2 separate regions of the Mus musculus genome follow, and region 2 is linked to region 1. Evidence: chromatin loops called from intact Hi-C (ENCODE). Cell type or tissue: gastrocnemius. All regions are shown on one strand. Each heading gives the region's core, and the rest is flanking DNA. Links, peaks and the distances in the headings are about the cores only.

Evidence for each region. Peaks named below come from ENCODE experiments on the same cell type or tissue, not always from the same donor. Only the 100,000 strongest peaks of a DNase experiment are listed, where the experiment ranks them.
Region 2: a loop joins it to region 1, with 2.5 times the contacts of the local background. A loop is called at or near these places in 16 of 42 quality-filtered maps.

Annotation. Positions count from the first base shown.
Region 1 is chr6:120,033,656-120,045,290 of GRCm38, forward strand. It overlaps Wnk1 (WNK lysine deficient protein kinase 1), which reads right to left and starts at 5,000. Exons shown (of 28, transcript NM_001199084.1): 1 at 3,219-5,000. The coding sequence starts at 3,977. It overlaps Mir706 (microRNA 706), which reads right to left and starts at 656; the gene lies at 573-656. In gastrocnemius, for the core only: CTCF peaks have their summits at 3,499 and 6,120 (motif pointing right); DNase peaks (open chromatin) are centred at 3,506, 3,745, 4,224, 4,486 and 3 more places; H3K4me3 peaks cover 4,691 bases; H3K27ac peaks cover 5,084 bases.
Region 2 is chr6:120,165,380-120,177,014 of GRCm38, forward strand. The region is part of intron 1 of Ninj2 (ninjurin 2); the gene reads left to right. Among named protein-coding and RNA genes, the nearest start is that of Gm25327, 27 kb to the left of the region's middle. In gastrocnemius, for the core only: no CTCF peak of the experiment used is centred there; no DNase peak of the experiment used is centred there; H3K27ac peaks cover 1,985 bases.

The DNA.
Region 1 (11,635 bases), core at 2,229-10,228:
TCAATTCCCAACAACCACATGGTGGCTCACAACCATCTGTAATGGGATCTGATGCCCTCTTCTGGTGTGTCTGAAGACAGAAACAGTGCACTCATACACATAAAATAAATAAGTCTTTAAAAATAAATAAATAAAAATAAAAAGTAAAAGCACACATTTATAAAAAGCCACATGGTGGCTCACAACCATCTGTAATGAAATCTGACACCCTCTTCTGGAGTGTCTGAAGACAGCAACAGTGTACTTATATATAATAAATAAATAAATCTTAAATAAATAGATAATTAAATAAAACAAATGTAATTGAAGAATTGAATTCCTGGATCAGTAATAGATCCTTGGTACAAAAATTCCTATAAATCAGTTTCATCTAAATTATTGAGTATGACTGCCCAGTAGGAGGAGAGGCATATTTTGACAAGTTTACCAAACAAACAAACAAACAAACAATGAAGGTAAGTTTGTCTGGCATGGTCCTGTAATACCAATACTCCAAAAGCTACAGCAGAAGAATCATGGATTCAAGGCCAGCTTGGAGTACACAATGAGTCTTCACAATATAGGGTAAGGGAAAAAAAAAGCCATCTCAAAAAACAAAATAAACCTACTAAAAGTAATTTTGTTTGTTTTTTTGTTTTTTGAGACAGGGTTTCTCTGTATAGCCCTGGCTGTCCTGGAACTCACTCTGTAGACCAGGCTGGCCTAGAACTCAGAAATCCACCTGCCTCTGCTTCCCAAGTGCTGGGATTAAAGGCGTGTGCCACCACACCCGGCTAAAAGTAATTTTTAAAAAATACCTGTCACGGCCAGGCAGTGGTGGCACACGCCTTTAATTCCAGCACTTGGGAGGCAGAGGCAGGCGGATTTCTGAGTTCGAGGCCAGCCTGGTCTACAGAGTGAGTTCCAGGACAGCCAGGCTATACAGAGAAACCCTGTTTTGAAAAAAACCAAAATATTAAATAAATAAATAAATAAATAAATAAATATTTGTCACATTTCCAACTCTTATCAGTTATAAAATTAACAAGGGGTAATTTTTTTTTTGGTTATTTTACTTCATTAATGTGCTTAGAAGTTCCATTTTAAGTGTTGAACTCAAGGAATTATGTTCAAGAACTTGCCAGTTTCATGTTTGCTTCCACATGCTGAGTTAACGTTCTTTCACATTTTTAAAATAAAAACAAAACGAACACTCATTTCCAATGGTGAAAATAAATTTCAAGCATATAGAGAAGTGGAAGAGAAAGCTTAATCGACTATCTTTAAGTGAACAATCATATGCTGATAATTGTTGAAGCTGGGTAATTGCTCACCTTCACTAGATATTTAGAAGCAAACTCCATTTTTTTTTTTTTCTGAGACAGGGTTTCTCTGTATAATCCTGGCTGTCCTAGAACTCACTTTGTAGACCAGGCTGGCCTCCAACTCAGAAATCCGCCTGCCTCTGCCTCCCGAGTGTCGGGATTAAAGGCATGCACCACCACATAGAAGCAAATTCCAAACATTATTCCTTTCACATTTCAAATGACCTTGGGACATTTGGAAACCAAGCTGTTTATTAATTCTTGGGTAAATCAAGTTCTGAGATTATTTCAGTTACTTTCCAATCCTATTTCAGTTTGGTCCATTTTCTTGACAAGAAATCAGTAGTGGCACTTTCATCTATGATGTAGCTGAAATTCTGCTTCCACCACAAATACATGCTCATTTCTGGATGTGAACAAGTGCTAACAAACCAATATTTATATAGATGCTTTATAATAACATTTATTTATCGCTATAATATATATTATATTATATTATATTATATTATATTATTTATATAAATATAAATTTATATAATAAATATAATAACATTTATTTATTGCTATAATTCAAGCAATTAGTAGTCCAAACTAATCTAGCATATACCTGCACTTTATTTATAACCTGAAAATTTCCCTGAGATTAAAAAAAAAAAGGAAGGAAGGAAGAAAGCACTGTAATCCCTCGGACTCTTGGGAAGTTTCATTTAAAAATCTTTTATATCCCTGGCATAGTGGCATTAACTTATAATTCTAATACTCTGGAGGCTGAGGCAGAGGGATCAACAAATTCAGGACAGTCTGGGCTATACTTTGGGACACTCACAAAAAGTCTTTTATAAGATATTACAACAATGATGGTATTATCACAACTTTCAAAGCACTTATACAATTTTGCATGGACTTTTACTATTCACTATGGACTGAATAGGATGAAGACAGACTAATGAACAGTGTCAGATCACAGCTAGCCATAAGGCTTAAGCACCTGTAGGTGGTTATATTGGTAGGTATATACTGTACCTTCCTACTCTGAAAGCACTTAAAGGGAAAGAGAGTTGGGAATCAGGGACTGGGTGGTTGTTTTGATGGTGGTGCAAGACTTTAATCCCAGCACTTGGGAGGCAGAGGCAGGTGAATTTCTGAGTTCGAGGCCAGCCTGGTCTACAGAATGAGTTCCAGGACAGCCAGGGCTATACAAAATCCTGTCTCGAAAAAACCAAAACAAAACAAAACAAAAAAGACAGTGTCTCACTACCCAGGCCAGACTGGCCTTGAACTTGAGGCTCTCCTGCCTCGACCAATAGAGTAAGTAGTTGGGATTTCCAGGCATGCCTTTATTAGCTACTATGCTATGATATTCTGCTATCAAGAAAGTTGTTCCTTAAAAGTACAGGGTCTTGTCTAACAATCAGATTTTAGAGATGGAAACACACAAGGCAGTTCATTATTGCAGAGGCTTAGAAGAGAATGAAGTGTACAGGAAAAAAAGGTTTGATATTTACTTAAAGCAAAAGAAAAAAAAAAAATTCCCAAAGGCTGAGGATATATTTAGCTCAGTGGGAAAGCACTTGTCCAGGCCCCACTTCTTCGATCCCCAACACGAAGGGAAACCCTTTTCCAATAATTCCATGTCTCCTGCCTGACATTAAACACACAAGTTTGTACTTAAATGACTCTTTTTACCCCTGGCTGATAACAATCCTTCTTGACACCAATAGTTCCTATCTTTTCCAAACACCTAACTAACTACAAGCTCCACAATCTCCCAATTTCAACCTCTTTGGACACTAGTCTTCCCGCCCTCTCAGAGTCAGAGAATTACAAGTAAAGAGTGAACTCGACAAACTGGCTTAACAGAGCCAAATTTGGGATCCAAACGACCGAATAAGAAAAAAGGGGGTGGGGCATTACCTGCAATTCACACCAGGCGACTTCCACAGTGGTTTCGGTGTCCAGACCTTTGTAGACTGTCTTAAAGGAGCCTCTGCCGATTTCGATGTCAAATTTGAGAAAGCGACCGTCATTGGACATTCCCACTGCCTTGGTCTCCAGCTCTTCGATATCATCCTGTTGCTGGCTCCTATCCTCCTGCGCCTCTTTGGCGCTGGCGCCACCACTGCCACTTCCACTTCTGGACGGCGGTGGCTCCTCTTTGCTCCCCACGAGGCTGGGCTGGGACACCGGGCGGTCTTTGCTGGTACTGCTGGGGACGGTCGTGGTGGCCGAGCCTACAACGGCTTGTTCCCCAGGGGAGGCAGCAGCCGAGGGTTGCTGAGACACCTGGGAAGCAACGGTGGCGGTCAAAGTTTCCTCTCTGTGAGGTTCGGGTGGAGCACTCTGGGGCACCACTGCAGGTACACTAGGTTGCGGGATAGAGAGAGGGAGGCCCGGCAGCTCCAACGCGGTGGCATTGGAGTCGCAGATGACGCTTCGGCGGAAGAATCGGTGCTCCGTGGGGGTGGTGGTGGCGGCCGCCCCACGACTGTCCTTGTCCATAGTGTGCCGGCGGCGCCGATATTCCTCCGTCCTGCCAACTCCCGAGTCGGCGACCGTAGCCCCCAGTTTCTCGCCCACGGAAGAATCGGAGCTTGAGCCATTCTTGGGGACGGGCGCCGGAGGCGTAAGGAAGCCCGGAGTGCCGCTTTGCTTCTCGGCGGCACCGTCAGACATGGTCGGTCCGATGGAGTGAAGAATGCGGGCTCGGATTTATGAATGAAAAGGGAAAAGGGTGACCCGGAGAAGCCACCAAGAAGTGCTGGGCAGCGCTCCTACGGCGGGCTCCGAACCACCGGACGACTCCCACTCAGCACTGACAAGGCGCCCCGAGGGCGACGCGGGACACTGAGTCCGGCTGCTGCGGCGGCTGCTGCTGCTGGCACCGAAGCTGCTGCGGCTCACGGGGCGGGCTCGTCGGCGGGCTAGGAGGGAGCGGAGCCACGGGGGTTAGCGCCGCACAGTCCGCATCCATCCTGCAGCGAGCGGAGGCCGGTAGGGCTGGGGCAGCAGAAGCGCCGCAGTCATGAGGAGCAGGGCGCGGAATTGGCTCCTGGGCGAGAGGATGCGACCCAAGTGAAGACGGCTAAGCTCCCTCCGCTGCCGCTGCCGCCGTCGCCGCCCGCCCGCCGAGCACGGCGGGATAGGCCCTGAGGGCGGAGGCACAGCGCGCGAGGGACGAGCCCCGACGCCGGGCGGTGGCAGCCCGGGGCACAGGAGTGGGAGGGGCCGCGCAGGGGAAGGAGGGCCGCGGCCCGGGTTCCCGGTCGCTCGCTCGCTCGCTCGCTCGCTCGGCCGCCGCCTCAGGCAGCACGCGCCCCGGAGAGGGGACCAGTCTCAGAGGGCGCCCATCACTAGATGCTGAGGGCCGAAGCCTCGAAGCCTCGAAGCCTGAGGAGCGGCCCCCCCCGTCCCCGAGGCCTCCCCGCCCGCCCCGGGCCTGGCGAACCTCTTCCCCTCTCTGGCCGGCGCCGGGGGCAGAGGAGGGAGGGAACTGTGGGGAGGGGAGGGCCGCTCACCGCGGGGCCCGGGCTCCGCTACTTCTCTGGCCAGGAGGAGAGGAGACCGAAAGAACTGGGAGGAGGGGGAGAGGGAGAGAAAAAGAGCAGTCACCCCACTAGGCGCCTTCTGTCAGCGAAGAAGGGAGTACGGAATAGCCGAGCAGAAGGAGCGCGTCCGCCCGGGAAAACTCTCCGCTTTAAATGGCGCCGATGTCTGAAGCCTCCACACAGCCCGCTTGGACCCCGCCCCCCGCCGCCCGGGGCGGCCCCGCCCACATCGCGCTCGGGGGGCTCTCGCGCAGGCGTGCCGAGCTCGAGGCACGATGGGATTTGTAGTTTCGCGGTGAAAACCGTGAAAGGAACCCGGGAGGAACGCGCCTACTACTTCCGTGATGCCCTGCGATTGCTCTAGCCTGGTGCCTCCTGGGAATTGTAGTTCCTTTTTTTGAAAACCGCCCCATCTGAAAGCCTGATGGGAGCGTCATCGTGGGTCGCTCAATTCCGTTCCAAACTCAGTGCTCGCTATCAAAATCATTATTTAGGAATCAATTGCAAAAGAAGAGAAGAAAGGAGAAGAAAAGAAAGGAGAGAATGAGAGACTTCCGTCATGTTCTGCTTAGATAGCTCGTAGAGCTGCCATGCAATGAAAAATGATGTTGTTCGTCTTTAATGGAGAGCCTCCTTAGTGTTGTGACTAGGGGTGTGGGAGTGGAGAAGGAGGTAAAGCTGAATAACCTGAGCCTGAATTCGAAGACTCCCAGAAAACTTTGTGAAGAGTGCACATACCATCACTGTTGATTAGATGGGTGAGGGTAAACAAAATATATTCCATCCTTCTCTTCTTCACAACAACTAAAGCCGCATGCTCATCTCCAGTTTCCAAACAAGTACTTTGGCTGCAAAGATGGGCTGCCTACTAAATAAAACCCAGGATCAGAGCGAACCTCTTTGCTTTGCCGGAAACTTAACGGGAACGGGAGGTGTAGGGGGCGGGGAGAGGCGGGTGACAAGCATGGGAGGAGGTCGAGTTCGAAGATATTCTACATCTTTAATCTTTGATTACAAACTTGAGAGGACATAGTTGACTTTTGCCTCTATATTTGAGTAAAAATTATTTTCCTTTTGTTTTCTTATACCCTGCCTCGGTGGCTCAGTAAAACATCCCCTTTCTGTACTACACTTGCATATGTACACATATGTAATTTATACCAAGGCGCGGATCTCCGGAAACCTAGATCCGTGCAGTTTACAGTAATGGAATTCTTCTCTTCAAAATATCTTTAGTGCTTCCTGGACCACCTTTGCTACTACGTAAGATTATAGTTGTGATGAGCACCAGGGGGCACCAGACAGAGTAGGAAACCAAATTTATGAGCCAGATGGCAGTTACAAGTCTTAACCCAACCGGTGAGAGCGGGAAGCGCTTAAACGTACGCAACCGCACCCGAGCGTGAATACGCTGCAGTCGCAGCCCAGGACTGGAGCGAGCTCTGAAGCGCGTTTTCCTTGTCCAAGACTATATGAGAGGATCTCTGAGTGATTTGGAAGCGGCTAAACGGAAGATTCCTTGACTCAGTGTATCTAGATAAACTTCGCATAGAGAAGTCTTGCTATACAATTAATATTAACTTATCAGAAACGTTTAAAAAGAAGTCAGCACGTTTCCTTTTTTTTTTTCTTGCCGAAATCTACCATGTAAGTTTTAGTGTTTGTTTGAACCCTATGGCTGTTAGATTTAATAAAGAAGGCAGGTTGTGAACAGTTTGAAATACAAGTGCAGAAGGGGCAGGAAGAATACTGAAATATTAGTGCTCTACTGTTTTAGAAAATCATTAGTTCACTTTATTAATGGTAAGTCTGTTTTAGTACATTTAATTAGTGGTTTATCTCCAGTGATAAATCTAATGTCAGCAAATGAAGAAGTAACTATGAAGTGCATTTTTCTTGTACTTCTTAAGACTGTTGATTATAATTTTCTCAAAGTTGCTTTACCAGAGAAAACTTTGTTTATAACACAAAGAAACTTAATTATACAGTGGTGGGTTTTTAAAAGACCAGTAAATCACAGTTTTTTTTTTATTTATTGTATGTTTGTTTCTATAAAAAGAAATTAGGATATTTCTGTCCAGGTGGTTCTGAAACAATTTTATCGTTGTTGCTTATTCTTATTTACTAAACCCTGCAACTTTGGTCACATGACAATGGGCACAACTTCCTTAATATATATAATATAGCCATGACCTGTCAACACATCATTTCAAGCAAGAATACCTAGTCATTATAAATAACCTACTAATCATTGACTTTAAAAACCACACTTATCCACATGACAACTTTTCCTACTTAGCTTTACTAGGAAAACAGATACAATGGTGAGTATCGTCGCTGTGTGGGACGGTTAGACTTAAAGGTTGAACTATAGTATGGAGATTTACTACGCTCACATGTTCATCTCTCTTTATAATGATTAAATCCGTACTAAGTTCCCTGTTATTCTTGACTATAATTCCAGATCATACTTTCCCTTTCTCTGGAGTTTGTTTTCAAGTTCTCTCCCGTCCACACAAACCAGCAAGAGACTAAATAGAAGTGTGTGGAACGGACAGCCAGGGTTATACAGAGAAACCCTGTCTTAAAAAAGCCAAGAAAGAAAGAAAGAAAGAAAGAAAGAAAGAAAGAAAGAAAGAAAGGAAGAAAGAAGTGTGTGGAAGAGCTTAGTATACACAAATGCACTCAGAATGAACATCTGAAGCACTGGCATTTGGGTGACCAAGAATGCAAATCTGTTTTTCTTCTTCAGTGTGTTGATTCATGCTTCTCTCTTCCCATTGATAACTTACAGGCAATAAAAGTCGGCAACAGCTTTAAGGTAGACAGTGGCTGAAATGAACTGAACACATACTTGATCTAGAGTATGGTACAGTTCCCGGTAGCTTCCTGGATGTGGCTTATGGAGGGCCTCTTTCCCTTTTTTTTTTTTTTTTTCTTTTTTCTTTTTTTTCCCTCCTTTTCCATGTTCCTTTGACTTGCGTGTGAATGAGTTTTGTTTCATTCCTGTCATTCCCAACTGTGCTTGGCCTTCTTTTAAGCTCTCGCTTGTGTTTACTGTTTTACAAAAGCTCACTATGTACAGGTTGAATGCTGGATAGTATGGATCTCAACTTCAAGTATGAATGTCAGTCAAGAAACCCCTCTGACTTCTTTATCTAGAAATAATCTCCTCTTCCCTCAAATTTCATTATCCCTTATTTTCACCTCTGTGTCATAGATCACCTTCTAAAATGATTTGGTTTTATTTATGATTCCTTGACTCAGTGTATCTAGATAAACTTCACATAGAGAAGTCTTGCTATACAATTAATATTAACTTGTCAGAAACGTTTAAAAAGAGGTCAGCACGTTTCCTTTTTTTTTTTTCAGTCTTCACTCACTTTGTTCTGTAAAATAATGTCTACCATTGATCAGACAGTTACTTATATGTCAAGATCTTTACACAAACAGGCCTATCTGAACTTCGTAACTACTTCACAGGAAGTAAGCTTTTTAATCTTCACTTTATAAGCAAAACCCTAAGGAGTAAACAGATTAATGTGGAGAGATGGCTCAGAGGTTAAGAGCATTGATTGCTCTTCCAATGGACCCTAGTTTGATTCCCAGCACTCGCATGGTGGCTCACAACTGTCTGTAACTCCAGCTCCAGGGCCCCCAATGCCCTCTTCTGACATCTATGAGCACCGAAGACCCTCTTTAATTAATTAGTGGATCAATTAATCAATGAAACAACAAGGCTGTTGAGTAGTTGTTCATAGACCATGCCAATTTCAGAAGCTTTTTCTGACCCACACATCGCATTAGGATAGCTAAGACTGTAGAGCATTTAGGAAGAAAACCAAGCTGATCATTACTAAAACAAAACTCTACCAATACTAACACTGGCAACATTAGGATTATCCAAAGCCACTGCTTCACATGCCCAAGTACACTAAGCTGATTTAACTTCTGTAGAAGAGGAGGTTACACTTCTCAGAGAACTAAATTATGGATTGGGAATGCAGCTCAGTGGCCGAACGCATGCTGCCGTGCGTATGGCCTTCTTGTGTCAGATCCCTAGTACGGCAAACACACACACATGCAGATTAAATAAACAAATTAAATAACTCTTTGATTGACCTCTGGTGTTCTGTGTGTTCAGAAAGAGAAAAAAAAAAGCAGGTGTAATATACCTTTGGTTATTGTGAAATTTAAGAAGCTAATGTGATATACAGGATGGTGCATGGTCTACAGAGGAACCTCCACCCGACTAGGAGTGGGAATTTCCCTTTTTGCAACTAAGCTGAGTTAACAGACAAAGCCATGAGGAGAGATGAATGAATGACAGCTGAGAGATATTAGTCAAATTCCACAGGGTTAAGTTATTATGAATCAGAGGTGTCAAGTCCACTCCCAAGGCTCCTAAGAGCAGCTTCTAGTCTTGCAGGAGTATCTAGTTAGGAGGACAAATGAGAAGCAGCTTAGAGGAAGGAGGAAAGGGGAAGTGGTTACTCCTTGCAGAGGGTGAAATTGGTCCATAGGACCCCTTCACCCCTTCTCTGTAATGGTGATTACTTTGTTTGTCAGGCTTGGGTCAGCTCAAGGGCATTTAAAAATCTGCAGATCTCCCTGGGTCTGCATTTCACAGAGGAAAAGGAAGATGAACTACAGGCACCTGCCAGTCTGCTCATCTGACTTAATGCAAGCAATGAGGGAGATTTCCATTCTCATTCCCAAAAACCACTCATTCTTCTGCCTCTGTAATGTTTGCACATCTCTCTGAAAAGGGGGCAAACAAGCCCTCATTTCTCCTAAGCAGTAGAAAAAAAAACCCAGCCTTGACAAACCTTGAAATTTGTCCTAAGAATCTGAATGGTTACTTAAGAGATGTTTCAACAACGTACATCTTAGGTAAGCTTCCCCAGAAAGAGCCCTGTAAGTTGATGTACGTGCAAGGCTGATTGGTTCCTGGGTTTTCGTTTGGTTTGGTTTGGTTTGATTTTGAGAATTGTTTGTTTGTGTTTGTTTTTTCAGATAGGGTCTCTCTATTATGTAGCACTGGCTGTCCTAGAACTGGCTCTGTAGGCAAGGCTGGCATTGAACTCACAGAGATCTACCTGCCTCTACCTCAAAAATATTGAGATTAAAGCCAAGTGGCTAGGTCCTAGGGTTTTAACGGGAGTTCAGAATGATTACTACCACCATGGGGAAGATGGGAGGCAGAACTAACGAAGGGATGTAGTCACCTGCCATGCTGTTGTAATAGAAGCATGTGCTGAACTTCTGAAACGAATGCAAAGTTACCCTGAAAGAGGCCAAGCATCCATCTTTTTTGTTTGTTTTGTTTTGTTTTGTTTTGTTTGAGACAGGGTTTCTCTGTGTAGTCCTGGCTGTCCTGGAACTCACTCTGTAGCCCAGGCTGGCCTCGAACTCAGAAATCCACCTGCCTCTGCCTCCCAAGTGCTGGAATTAAAGGCATGCACCACCACTGCCCAGCTCCAGGTATCCATGTTTATATCCTGGACTGCTTGGATGCTGGCTGCCTCCAGAGATGGGTATGATCTCTTGACTCCCCTGCTATTCACTCCTGGAGAAAAACTCAAAGCCAGGCAGCATTACAGCTTCAAGAATTCCTCAGTACAAAATGCTGTTCAGCTATTAGTCATGGTCTAAGCTCAAAAATCATGGGAAATTTTTGGTTTGTTGATTTCTAGAAAGCAATACTGGGAAAGAGAGAGAGGCTGCCATCTAGGAGTAGAGATGAAGAAAAGGGTGGATAAGTTTTAATCAGCAATTTCATTGCAGTAGTGTGGGCAGAACAAGGGCTAGATGACCCTCAAGGGAGGACAGTTTGAGTAGTTGGTGGTGGAAAAATCAGTTCTCTGCAGACAGCAGGGAAATTTTTCTTGGATTCCACAAGTACAAATACTACCCATCTTGATTTAATTCCACAAGGGTCTAAAGCATTTGCAGTTTGTCAAGTCCTTGAAAGGAAAGCTGAGAAGACTTTCTGAGACCTTAACAAAACAAAACTCCCAAACAACCCTTGCCCACCAGTGAGTCCCTCTATGGCTAACTGCACATATGTGTATGTGAGTATATATGTGTATATATATATATATATATGTATATATATATATATATATATATATATATATGTATGTATACATCACTTAGAATTTGTTATATAGCTAAACCCTTTTTTACTTTGCTCCTTTTTCAGAAGGAAGGAGCTTAGTAGTGGAGCATATGATAGCTTCTTTCGGGCTCTAGATCCAATCCGCAGCACCAGCTATTAAATAATTAATTAGACAAAGCAACATGAAATAAAGTAAAATTAAGTATCTGATTTCTTCCTCGGGTTTTGATCTCCTGGAGTGGAAGCTCTCAAGGCTTACTCTTTCTCACTTTCCCCACAGCTAGGAATGGTATTCAAACATTAACACTCAGGCCAACAAGGCACCAACTAAAGTGGGCACAGGTCCTGGGAATCACAAATGAGTATCTCTTTGTTTGTATGGACAAGGCATCCAGGAAACAATTGTTAATATGAATTACATTAGTTTAGTAGTCCTGGAGTGGTCTTCCTTTCAGAAGTCAAATGATTCCAAAAACAAAATCATTATCACTTTTCCTCATTGATTGAGATTTTACAGGCATCTATAACTTTGAGAAGCTTTGCAAGAAATAAGACAATCCGTACCTTTATTATCAATATGGTAGCTCTTGTCACATAGCAGATAAAATATAGGATGCCCAGCTCAATATGAATTAAAAATAAAAAGAACAATCTTCGGTAGGAAT
Region 2 (11,635 bases), core at 2,192-10,191, 130 kb after region 1:
AGCACTGGGATGCCCCACAAATATCTACTTAGTTGTGTTATTATCATCTCTTTTTGTTTTAAGATTTATTTATGTATGTGAGTACACGGCAGCTGTCTTCAGACACACCAGAAAAAGACATCAGATCCCATTACAGATGGTTGTAAGCCACCATGTGGTTGCTGGAAATTGAACTCAGGACCTCTAGAAGAGTAGTTAGTGCTCTTAACCGCTTGAGCCATCTCTCCAGCCCTATTATCCTCTCTCTCTTTTTTTTTTTTTTTTTTTTTAAAGGGAGCTCTCCTTCTCTTTTTTTTTTTTTAAAGATTTTTTTATTTATTTATTTGTTTGTTTATTTATTTATTATATGTAAGTACATTGTAGCTGTCTTCAGACACTCCAGAAGAGGGGGTCAGATCTTGTTACGGATGGTTGTGAGCCACCATGTGGTTGCTGGGATTTGAACTCTGCACCTTTGGAAGAGCAGTCGGGTGCTCTAACCCACTGAGCCATCTCACCAGCCCCTATTATCCTCTCTTGTTAAGTGATTTTTAAAAAAAAGCCTAATATACTTATTTTACAACATGACTACAAAGTAATATATGTTCATCATAGGATCTTTGAAATTTTTAGAAAAAAAAAAAAAAACCCACAAAATCAAAATAATCTATAATCTGACTCCTCAGAAATAACAATAGCTAACATTTTTATATTTAACCTTTACTCCACATATACTGCATTAGAGTCCCACATCTGGGACAATTTGAAATTATTTGGATGATATCTGGAATTTATATAAGGTCTGATATTATATTATCTATATCTATGTCTAGATCTTTATCATATCTATATCTAATCTATGACACAAATAACCAATAACAATAGCCCATCATGACTATAATCTAATTTATTTACTTAATTCCTACTACTAGATGTACCCAGTTTTCACTATTATAAAACGTCATATGAGCTGTACCTGGTGGTACATCGAACACTTGGGAGATGGAGGCAGGAGGACAAGGAGGCCAGGGATAGCCTTAGACACAAAGTCAGCTTGAGCTAGCTTGAGCTATGGGAGACTCCTCAAAACAAAAACAAACCCTAGTAAACTTGTCATAATGAACATTTCTAAAGAATCCCTGATTCTTTTCCTAGGATTGGTTTCTACAATGGCACTACTGCTTAAAGTGGGAAGGGCAACCTGGCCTGGAACTTGTATAGCCCAGGCTAGCCTCAAACTCAAAATCCTCCTGCCTTCCTTTCCTGTGTGCTGGGTACACAGCTTTGAACCATCACATCTGGCTTGGGAAGTATGGCTTTTGTTAAGGCTTTTGAAAACAAATTGACCGAACAGGAGATACTTTTGAAATTTATATCTTGTCTACTTCAACATTTTTCTACTTATAAAAAAAATACATTCGGGGCTGGAGAGATGGCTCAGTGGTTAAGAGCACTGACTGCTCTTCCGAAGATCCTGAGTTCAATTCCCAGCAACCACATGGTGGCTCACAACCATCCGTAATGAGACCTGACGCCTTCTTCTGGAGTGTCTGAAGACAGCTACAGGGTACTTACATGTAATAAATAAATAAGAAACTCTTTAAAAAAATACATTCTTGTCCAAAGTATTTTTTTTAATTATGAACCTATAGATGATTAAACTTTCTGTTAGGGCAGTGGTGTCCATCACTAGAGGTGATGACCCAGTAGAAGAGTGTATTCTGGGTGCTGTTATGGGGTAGACCAAAAGCGTCCCCCAGACCTGAATGTGAATGCTTAGTCCCTATTGCAGCCATACCAAGCAGGTCTGACCCATCAGTGAACACCTTTGTTGACGAACCCTTAGTTTGACAGGCATTTGGGAGACAATAGAAACTTAGGACACAATTGAACAGTGTGTCCTCAGGGACTGTCTTGTCTGTCTTGTCCCTAACATCTTTCTCTCTTTACTTCTTGGCCGCTACACTGTACCCATGCTGCCTGCTATCTCTCATTGCCTCCCCACAGACTCACAAGCAATAGAATCCGTGACCACGGACTAAAATTCCTGGAGAGGTGTGACCATCTCCCTCCCTTTCTCCTCACCAGTCTAGGCTGAGTCACTAGTGAACTCTTTCTTTGAAGTGGCCGGTGGCTAGGTCCATACCATTCACTGTCTGTATATACATACAGGCTGGCACCACTGACTATCCCAGTCAACCCTTGGTAGAGTTAGAGAAAGCGAGAATGGGGGTAATAGTTGTAGACATTGCTCCCTAATAAACAGAGGATCTGGCACTCTTACCCATGACCCAAGGGAAGTGCATGAGGAGGATCCATGAGCTACAGTCAAGTAGGGAAACATAAGCACTCTAACGACAGGTCATTGGCAAAGCCCCATCTGCACTTATGTACACACAGAGAGAATGACAGCTACAGGCTTGCACACTGCAGCCGTGCATGGACTCTGCCCGTGAGCAGCTCTTTATCACCCCATTGATTAACAAGCTCATCTCTTGACAGGAAGCTTATCTGCAGATGCCTGTGAACTGTTTTCATACATGGACAGTTAATTTGTCTCAGGAGGGGATCTCCCACTCACACCAACAAAACAGTTCCAAAGACAAATCCTGCTGGGATCCTGAAAGGTGCTTCACAGGGGCAGAGCAGCAGTACATTAGAGGGCTTCCCCACTGCAAGGGCTTTCAGACCTCACCTCTCAAATCCAGTGGTCCTCCCCACACCATACCACACACACACACCGTGGCGCCATGTTGATTCACACTCCTAGTGTTGTTAGCTTCATCTTCAGAGATGCAATAGCCTACAAGACTCTCCCTGACTCATTAGGGGCTGGACTGTGGCTCAGAGGGAGAGTGTCATCTTTGTGAGGCTCTAGGTTCCATCCTCAGCTCTGTCAAAAGTCAAAATTAAATCAAAAGAGAGAAGTGTATATCGGTAACAGAAACTCTATTATAAGTCCCCGGACACTATGATCAATTCCAAAATACTTTCTTTTCTTTGACCCCTAAGAGACCTAGCTTTAATGGAATTTTGGTCAATGGCAAGAGGAAAGAACTTCAGTTGCCCTGCATTATCTCAACCCCCCCCCCCATCCACACGTACATAGCTGTTTAAGACCAAGTTGCACTATGCAGTGTAGACTGCCCTCGACCCCACCATGATCCCAAGTGCTGGGATTACAGATGTGTGCTACTGTGCCCCGTTTCCAGTAAAATCCCTTTACTCCATCCTATGTTCTGATTCAACCTCTACTTACCAGGAAGATACAGCCCCAAAGCCTGCCATTGAATGGGAAATTTCATGACGTAAAAGTGTGCCTTCAGTAACAAACACCTGACCATCCCAGCTCTACAGGTTGCCCTTGGCTGTGTCCCAGCACTGTCAGAATTTGTGGATTGTATAGAGGTGGCACAGCAGAGTAATGAGTGCCAGGTGTTTTCTACTGAATACTTATGACTGTTTGCTCTAAGGGGAAGTAAAAAAATCGAAAGCTGGGGCCAGCAAGATGGCTTAGCAGAGAAGGGGTGGGAGACACTTGCTGCCTCTTGATCCCCTGGTTGGAAGGAGACCAGTCCCTGAAACCTGTCATCTTAACTCTGCCCACACACACATGCCAGCCTCACAAACAATAATAAGAAACACTTTTTGGTGCTGGAGAGATGGCTCAGCGGTTAAGTGTACTGACTGCTCTTCCAGAGGTCCTGAGTTCAAATCCCAACAACCACATGGTGGCTCATCATCATCTATAATGATATCTGACACCCTCTTCTGATGTGTCTGAAGATAGCAACATTTCATATACATTAAAATGAGTAAATAAATCTTTATAAAAAAAAGAAAGACTTTTAAAAAATTAAATCAAAGTTGAGTCACTTGAAGTCAGGAACCTATGGTATAAAATATCTCCTTACTTTATGTATGTGATCCCTCTTGGCCTTTATGCTCTGTTTCTCTGATCTGCTTTCCCCCACTGGCTCCTCATTACCTGTAAGTCTGTCAGGGTCAGGTTAGAGTTCTTATACGTCACTGTGTTCTCAGTGGGAGAGTATGTAATGGGAGACATAACAGATACTCCAACAGCCCAGCCATGAGACGGCAGAGGATAACAGCGTACTTCCCACAAGCCCTGTACACACTTCCAGCTTTCGTAGGAAGACATTGTCATTGTTCTCCTTCTATACACAAGACATGGAGGCACAGGCAACCCTCCTGACCCAACTGACTCTCCTAAGGTCACACAGATGCCAGAACATGGACATCACCCAGGAGCCCACAACCTAGAACATCCTAGAAACCAACCTACTTCATCTATGACAGGGTTTTGATTTATCCCAGAGTACTGAGATTCTTAGCCCTGCCATCTGTCTGTAATCCCAGCACTGGGGAGCCTGGAGCCAGAGGATCACAAGATCCAGGCCAGCCTGGTCTACCAAGTGAGTCTCAGGCCAGCCTGAGCTACAGAGTGAGGAATTACCTAAAAGAGAAAAATTGAAGTCATAAATACACACAGCTGGTGTTACACATGCCACTTTATTCAGAGCAATTTTTAAAAAAGATTTGTGATGAAAGCTTTTCAATCACTTTTCAGCCTTTGGCTAAGATCACATGTAGATTACTGTGTTAGACTTCTCATCATAGTGACAGAAATACCTGACAGAAATAACTTAAGGGACAGGCGGTACAATTGCTGCCCAGTCTGTTGCTTCCTTGCAGTGTGTGGATTAATTATTCTTCCTGAGAAGGGGGTGGGCAATAACTTAAACCAGGAGGGATTTATTTTTGCTCATGGTCTCTGTGGTCAATGTCGCCACTGGCCAGTTTGTGCAGAGACTCACAGCTGCTCCAAGTGTCTCCTCAGAGAATATCATGGAGAAGGGGACAAAACCAATGTGAAAAGCTGGGGCAGAGTGCTCCAAAACAGGATCTTCTGGACAGGGTCACAACAGACCCACTGCAGCTGTGGCTCCAGCACAAGACTGGGCCATCAGCAGGCCACCATGCATAGGGGAAGGGCCCTTACCAGACGCCTGGGGACAGGAGGATTGCCACAGGTTGAGGCTCTTCTGGGCTACTTAGTGAGTTTCAAGCAGGTTTGGGCTACAGTGTAAGGCTGTTTCCAAAGGCAGAAAAAGGAAGGCAGGCAGGCAGGCAGGAGGAAATCTCACTCTCATGTTCTTCTTGCTTCTAGTCCTAGGCATCTGCTAACCTGTCTCTTGTCTCTGCAGCTTTTCCCCAACTGGGCAGTACTTCGGGCCTTCTGTGTCCAGCTACTTGCTTAGCACAGTGTTTTGAAGCCCCATTGGCTCACAGCCTGAGGAGCAGTGCATTTCAGAGAAGCAGGGAGAATGTCTTGTCTTACTCCTCATGGCACCAAGAAGTGTCTAGGTTCTTTCTCTAAGGTGTAAGCTAACTGGAAGGGCTACAGAGTGGAGGATGACCTTGAATTTACCACCCTTCTTTTTTTTTTTTTTCCCCACCAAGTGTTGGGATTGTAGGTGTTGCCGCCATGTCCACCTTATGCAAGGCAGAGGGTTGAACCCAGTACCTAGTGTGTGCTAGACAAATACGTACCATCGGAGCTACATCCCAGCCTGGTTCTCCCCCGCCCTTTTTTTTAATTGGAAAATAACTGTTATGTTTATGTATGTAGGTATTTATTTTGTTTGCTTGGTGGGTGTCAGAAGTCCATGACTGTGCGTGTAGAGGGTAAGATGGTTGGTCTCTCTCCACAGAAAGGTTCTGGGAAGCCAACGCAGGTCAGCAGACTTGGTGGAATGAGCTCAACTTTTACCCACTGAGCCATCTTGCTGGATCCTTCTTCTCCTTGATTATGTCTATAAGGACAAGGATTGCTTTTTTTTTTTTTTCTTTAAAAAAAAATCTATTCCAGCTGGGTGTGGTGGCGTACGCCTTTAATCCCAGCACTCGGGAGGCAGAGGCAGGTGGATTTCTGAGTTTGAGGCCAGCCTGGTCTACAGAGTGAGTTCCAGGACAGCCAGGGCTACACAGAGAAACCTTGTCTCGAAAAAACATAAACAAAGCAAACAAACAAACAAAAAAATCTATTCCAGAATCTTCTTCAAAATCATTATGAAGTCAAGCTCTCCTTGAAATCATAGTGCTCCTTCTGCCTCAGCCTCCCAGATTGCTGGGATAACAAGTGTGGCTCACTGGACACGTTTTCCTTCCTTGAGTGGATACCCAGGAATGGTCACCCATGTGAATCCCTTTGAGGAAGTGCGGCCTGTCTTCCATGGAGCAGTTAAGGAAGACATGCAACCCTGTGCTCTCTGTGTGCATCCTCAGAGAGGCATGTGCACCCGCCCGCACCCACGCAGCCCCACACGCACACATCCATATACCATGCACACAAAGAAAGGGAAAGGAGGCGCTGAAAACCCATACCTAAGCCCGATGTGGTAAAGCTGGGGATATCAAACAGGGATGTCAAAAGGAGATCGGGCATGATGGAGCAAAGATATAGACTGATAGTACACCATGACATTTCACTAGGCTGAGAGGAACATACCTGTAATGGAGAATTGTGTGTTCAGTGTGCTGGTAAAACAACTCCTCCCCCAAATGCATCCTAAGTCTAACGCCGGTCTAGATCTAGCCGGTGGGCACAGGCAACACAGCCAGCAGAGGAGCAGTGAGCTTCTGTGGGTTGGGATTCAGGAGTGGCTCTGCCTTTGAAGCCCACGGGATTGCATTCAGGACGTCAGCCAGACCCAGACCCTCGAAAGGGGCCACTTTTCTGCTTGCTCACTCAAGTCTGAACCAGTGCTCCATACCTGCAGTCCCCCTCACTCCTGAGGCAGGAGGATTGCTTCCCAGGAGTTTGAGGCAGCTTGGCCAACAAAGCTAAACTCTGTTTCCAAAAAGAGAAAAGGAAGACCCGTGCACAAAGCTGGCAGGTTGGCCAAGGAGTGCTGCTTCCTGTTCAAGGTTCAGTCTCTTGCCATTTCCATAGGATGCTAGGCTGATGACGTGGCAGCTGGTTCCCAGGGCGAGGAATTCAAAAGACAGCAAAACGGGAACAATGCCTCCTATGACACTGCCCTGAAAACTGCACAACACCAGAAATACAGCATTCCTGTTGGTTGAGCAGATGAGCCAGACCCAGTGTGGGAAGGGACAGAATAGGGTGTGAACACCAGGAGGTCATTTTGCAGGCTAAATACCTCACCATGAGTGGCTCTACAGGACAAGTGGCTTGACTTGTGTAACACATAAATTGCAAGGTAGGCTAGGAGGAATTGAGACATATTTACCGACTGTAGTGTGGGTGAACGGGATAGAGCTCGATTACATGAGACAGGATGTAAATGTTCACATGAGACAGCCATCGTGAACATTTTTAGGAGTTATTCTTCTTTAGTGTGGGCTGAATTTACTCCCCTCATCCCAAGTAGAGTGTAAATATAGGGAAGTAATTTTACAGTGGAGAGGAATGACGTCATGACCTGGTTTGTGTTGCTGTCACAAAATGTCCTGTGCTGGGTACTTGATAAAGAAGAGTGGTTGCCTATGTCTATGGTTGCACATGCCTCTAACCCTAGAACTTTGGCAGTAGAGGTAGCAGAATCAGGAGTTCAAAGTCAGCCTGGCTACTCAGTGAGTCTGAAGCCTACCTGAGCTACATGAAACCCTGTCTTGAAAAAGAAAGAAAGAAAGAAAGAAAGAGAGAGAGAGAGAGAGAGAGAGAGAGAGAGAGAGAGAGAAAGGAAAGAAGAAAGAAAGAAAGAAAGAAAGAAAGAAAGAAAGAAAGAAAGAAAGAAAGAAAGAAAGAAAGGAAGAAAGGAAGAAAGGAAGAGATAGAGAGAGACAGAGAAAGAAAGGAAGGAGGGAGGGAGGGAAGAAGGAAGAAGGAAGGAAGGAAGGAAGGAAAGAAGGAAGGAAGAAAAGAAAGAAAGAAAGAAAGAAAGAAAGAAAGAAAGAAAGAAAGAAAGAGAGAGAGAGAAAGAGAGAGAGAGAAAGGAGTTTAACTCTAATCTGTAAATATGTAAAGGCACGGCATTGACTTGGCTTCTGCTGAGGGACTCATGGTAGGTAGGTAGCACCATGTGGCAAGAAAGCACACAAGACAGAGGGAAAAGAAAGAGCGTCACACAGTGAGAGCGGAAGGGAGCAAGACAAGCCAGGCTTGCTCTTTCATAACGACTTGTCTCTCCAGCTTATTTATCTATTGAGTTATTTATTGAGAAAGGGTTTTGTTTTAAAGTGCAGGCTGATGTCAAGTTCATAATCCTTCTGCCTCAGCCTCCCAAGTGCTGGCACTGTAGACGTGCACCTCCACATCTGCCTCAAAATTAATTTTTCTTTTAGAGCTCCAAGTCAAGAACCTGGCTGCAGGCCTCTAATCTGAGCTGCCGGAGAGACAGGGTCAGGGAGCAAGGAGTGTGAGACAAGCCTGAGCGAAACGACACGGTGCGACTGATCCCATCTTAAACAGAACAGACAGATATAATCGATCATGAATCCAGGAGTGAATCGCTGTGCTTCAGCAAGTATTGTCTCCCTAAGGATCTGGACCCAGGAGCCAGAATGCCTGATAGTGTTGTCCTGTTGTTCAGGACCATTTTGTTGGATATTCCTGAGGTGAGTCAGAGTAGCTGGGTGTGACAATGTAGCATGGAATCCCCGACATTAGAGAGGCTAAAGATTTCAAGTTTGAAGCTAGCCTGAGTAACTCAGTAAAACTGTCTCAAATCCAAAACAAGACTGGGGTTGTAGCTCAGGGATAGAGCGTTCTCCTGACAGCCCACAGCCCTGGCTTCCATCCTCAGGACTGGAGAGGCAGATCAGCAGTGAATGCCCTGAGCTCCAGTGGCACTTCCTCCCAATAACCCAGGACACTAGTGTGGTTTCATGACAACACAGTATCTGTATGGTCAGAGCATCCCAGTGACAGAGAACCTGACGGTTACCGAGGCTCACACATCTTCTATTGCCCGATAAGTGGTAAAGCTGAATTTGACCCCCTGCTTTGATTTCAAAGTCCACATCTTTCATTGGTTACAGATTAACCGAAGTTCATCACTAATGTAAATGGGGCAGTGTTTTGGCTGGTACTAGAGGCTCTGAGTCTTTAGGTTTAAAGAGTCCCGGAAGGCTGAGTAGGCAAGGGGGAAAGGAAGAGCTGGTGAGAACAGGGAAGTTCTTTGCTCTTAGCTGACCAGTTATTTCTCAGGCCCCACCTACCATAGCCAGTTCACTCTGTCCAGAGGGTTTCCTATTAGAATGGGACCAGCAGAAACCCCTCTCAGGCTACTCCCAAAGAGCCCGAGGCCAGCTGCAGGTTAAGATAAGCTGAGCTGAGAGAGGGAAGCCAGGCCCATGACGCCCTGACACTCCCTCAGTGACGTCTATCCACAGTAGACACTGTCCCTCCAGCCACCCCGGGCTCAGCCAAAAGGCCTCTGGTTTTATGACTAGCTCTATTGAGCTCCTAAGCATTACCCTTCCAGAAACTTCTACAGTCAGAGTTGCTCCTAATCTGCTGGTCAAGGTGACAGATGAGTCTGTATTTGGCACAGACAGTGGGGGCTTCGCTGTTATGGCAAAGAAAAAGGATGGACCCGATGCCAAGGCAAGTTGTTGACGTGTGTGACAGAGGAAAGTGAGGGTGACAGGGCTATTTTTGCCCTATCAAGGGGCTGTCAGCAGGCAGGAGGCAGATGCTACAGGGAGCCCTGACATCAGGTATAGGACTGCAGGGCCCCACAGCCCTCAGGCCCCACAGCTGCCCTCATTGTTCACAAAGACAGTGGAGGGGGGGGGGCGGGGGCATCACAGTTCTGGATCCAGAGACTGGAGCAGAGGGCCACAGGGCCCATCATCCACTTTATAAAATGAAATCCCCAGGCTGGAGAGTTGGCTCAGCAGTTAAGAGCACTGACTGCTCTTCCGAAGGTCCTGAGTTCAAGTCCCAGCAACCACATGGTGGCTCACCACCCTCTGTAATGAGTTCTGACGCCCTCTTCTGGTGTGTCTGAAGGCAGCTACAGTGTATTTAGATATAATAATAAATAAATCTTTGGGCTGGAGCGAGCAGAGGTCCTGAGTTCAAATTCCCAACAACCACATGGTGGCTCACAACCATCAGTACAGCTACAGTGTACTCATATACATTAAATAAATCTTTTTTTTTAAAAAAAGATTTAAAATAAAATGAAATCCCTTCCCACTCACTGTCTTTCTTCTGTCTCTATGCTAAATGGCTTTGTCCTGGGTTCTGTTCAAGAATGTGTCTTAGACAGAAGGGACTATGGCCCTGGTGAACTTCCTGACAGCCTGGCACAAGGGCCAGCAGGTTGTCAGAATCAGCACCTGGCAAGTGTGTCCACAAAGATTACTAAAGGTGCCTTCTTTACCTGAAGGCCACTCTCCTGGAAAGTTGTTCCGAAATAGCATCCTTTTGGGCTGCAGAGCAGGTTGGGGCGGGATTCTACCCTGAAACACCGATGTTGTCTCCCAGTCAGAAGAGACTCTCTCTACCCTCCCTCTGTACAGCCCTGGCATCCAGTGACCCACTGTCTTCCATTCCTGCTTTCTGGACCCCACTGTGGACAGCCTCATCTCCATACTCACCACATGGCTCTAACTCTCCAGGCTGATGTCAGTGCTGCCTCTGTGCAGTTCCTTCTAGAGAACCAGCGTGTGATCAGATAGGCTGATAATAGCCACTGAGGAGGCTGAGGCAGGAGGATCACAAATTCAAGGCCCACTGGGCACAGGGTAAGTGCAAGGCCAGATAGGGTGACTTAGTGCAACCTTGTCTTAAAATAAGAAGGTGTGTGTGTGTGTGTGTGTGTGTGTGTGTGTGTGTGTAAGAGGATGGGGATACAGTAACAGTGTGTGAGAGACTCTAGGTTCACTCCACAATGTTGGGGGAACTTTAGTGTCTCTGGAAATACAGTTCTTCTGGAATAAAATACAGTGCATGTCTCTCACACAGCGTGCTTCTCACGGCTTGCCACCAAGCTTGCTTTAGTCTTCCATGTCTGTCTGTTATGGGCTATGCATCCTCACTTTCCTTAATGTGCAGTCTCCTTCCCCACTCATGGATTCAGACATGATATTACAGAAAATATTTGGATGGCCAGGAACCAAGCGTGGGTCTTTCCCAAGATCATCATTGCTCTTTTTGTTGTTGCTTGCTTGCTAGTTTGTTTTAAGACACAGTTTCTCTGTGTAGTCCTGGCTGTCCTGAACTCAGGCTCTAGACCAGGCTGGCCTCAAACTCAGAGCATCAAGTACTCTTAGCTGCCAACCTGTCTCTCCAGCCTCTGTGTCACTTAGCTATTACCAGCATAGGGTCATAGCATCATATTTCTAAGGACTCTTTCAACTAAATATATTTTTGATGTCTTCCCGTATCTACATCCCATCCCTAGGGGGTCTTTCTATACTTTTTGTTTTTTTTTGTTTTTCGAGACAGGGTTTCTCTGTATATCCCTGGCTGTCCTGGAACTCACTTTGTAGACCATCTGGCCTCGAACTCAGAAATCTGCCTGCCTCTGCCTCCCAAGTGCTGGGTTTATAGGCGTGCGCCACCACTCCCAACTCTATACTTCTTTTAAAGCAGATCCTCACCAGATGTAGTGACTCACACCCACAAGTCCAGCACTCATGAGGCTAAGGCATGTGT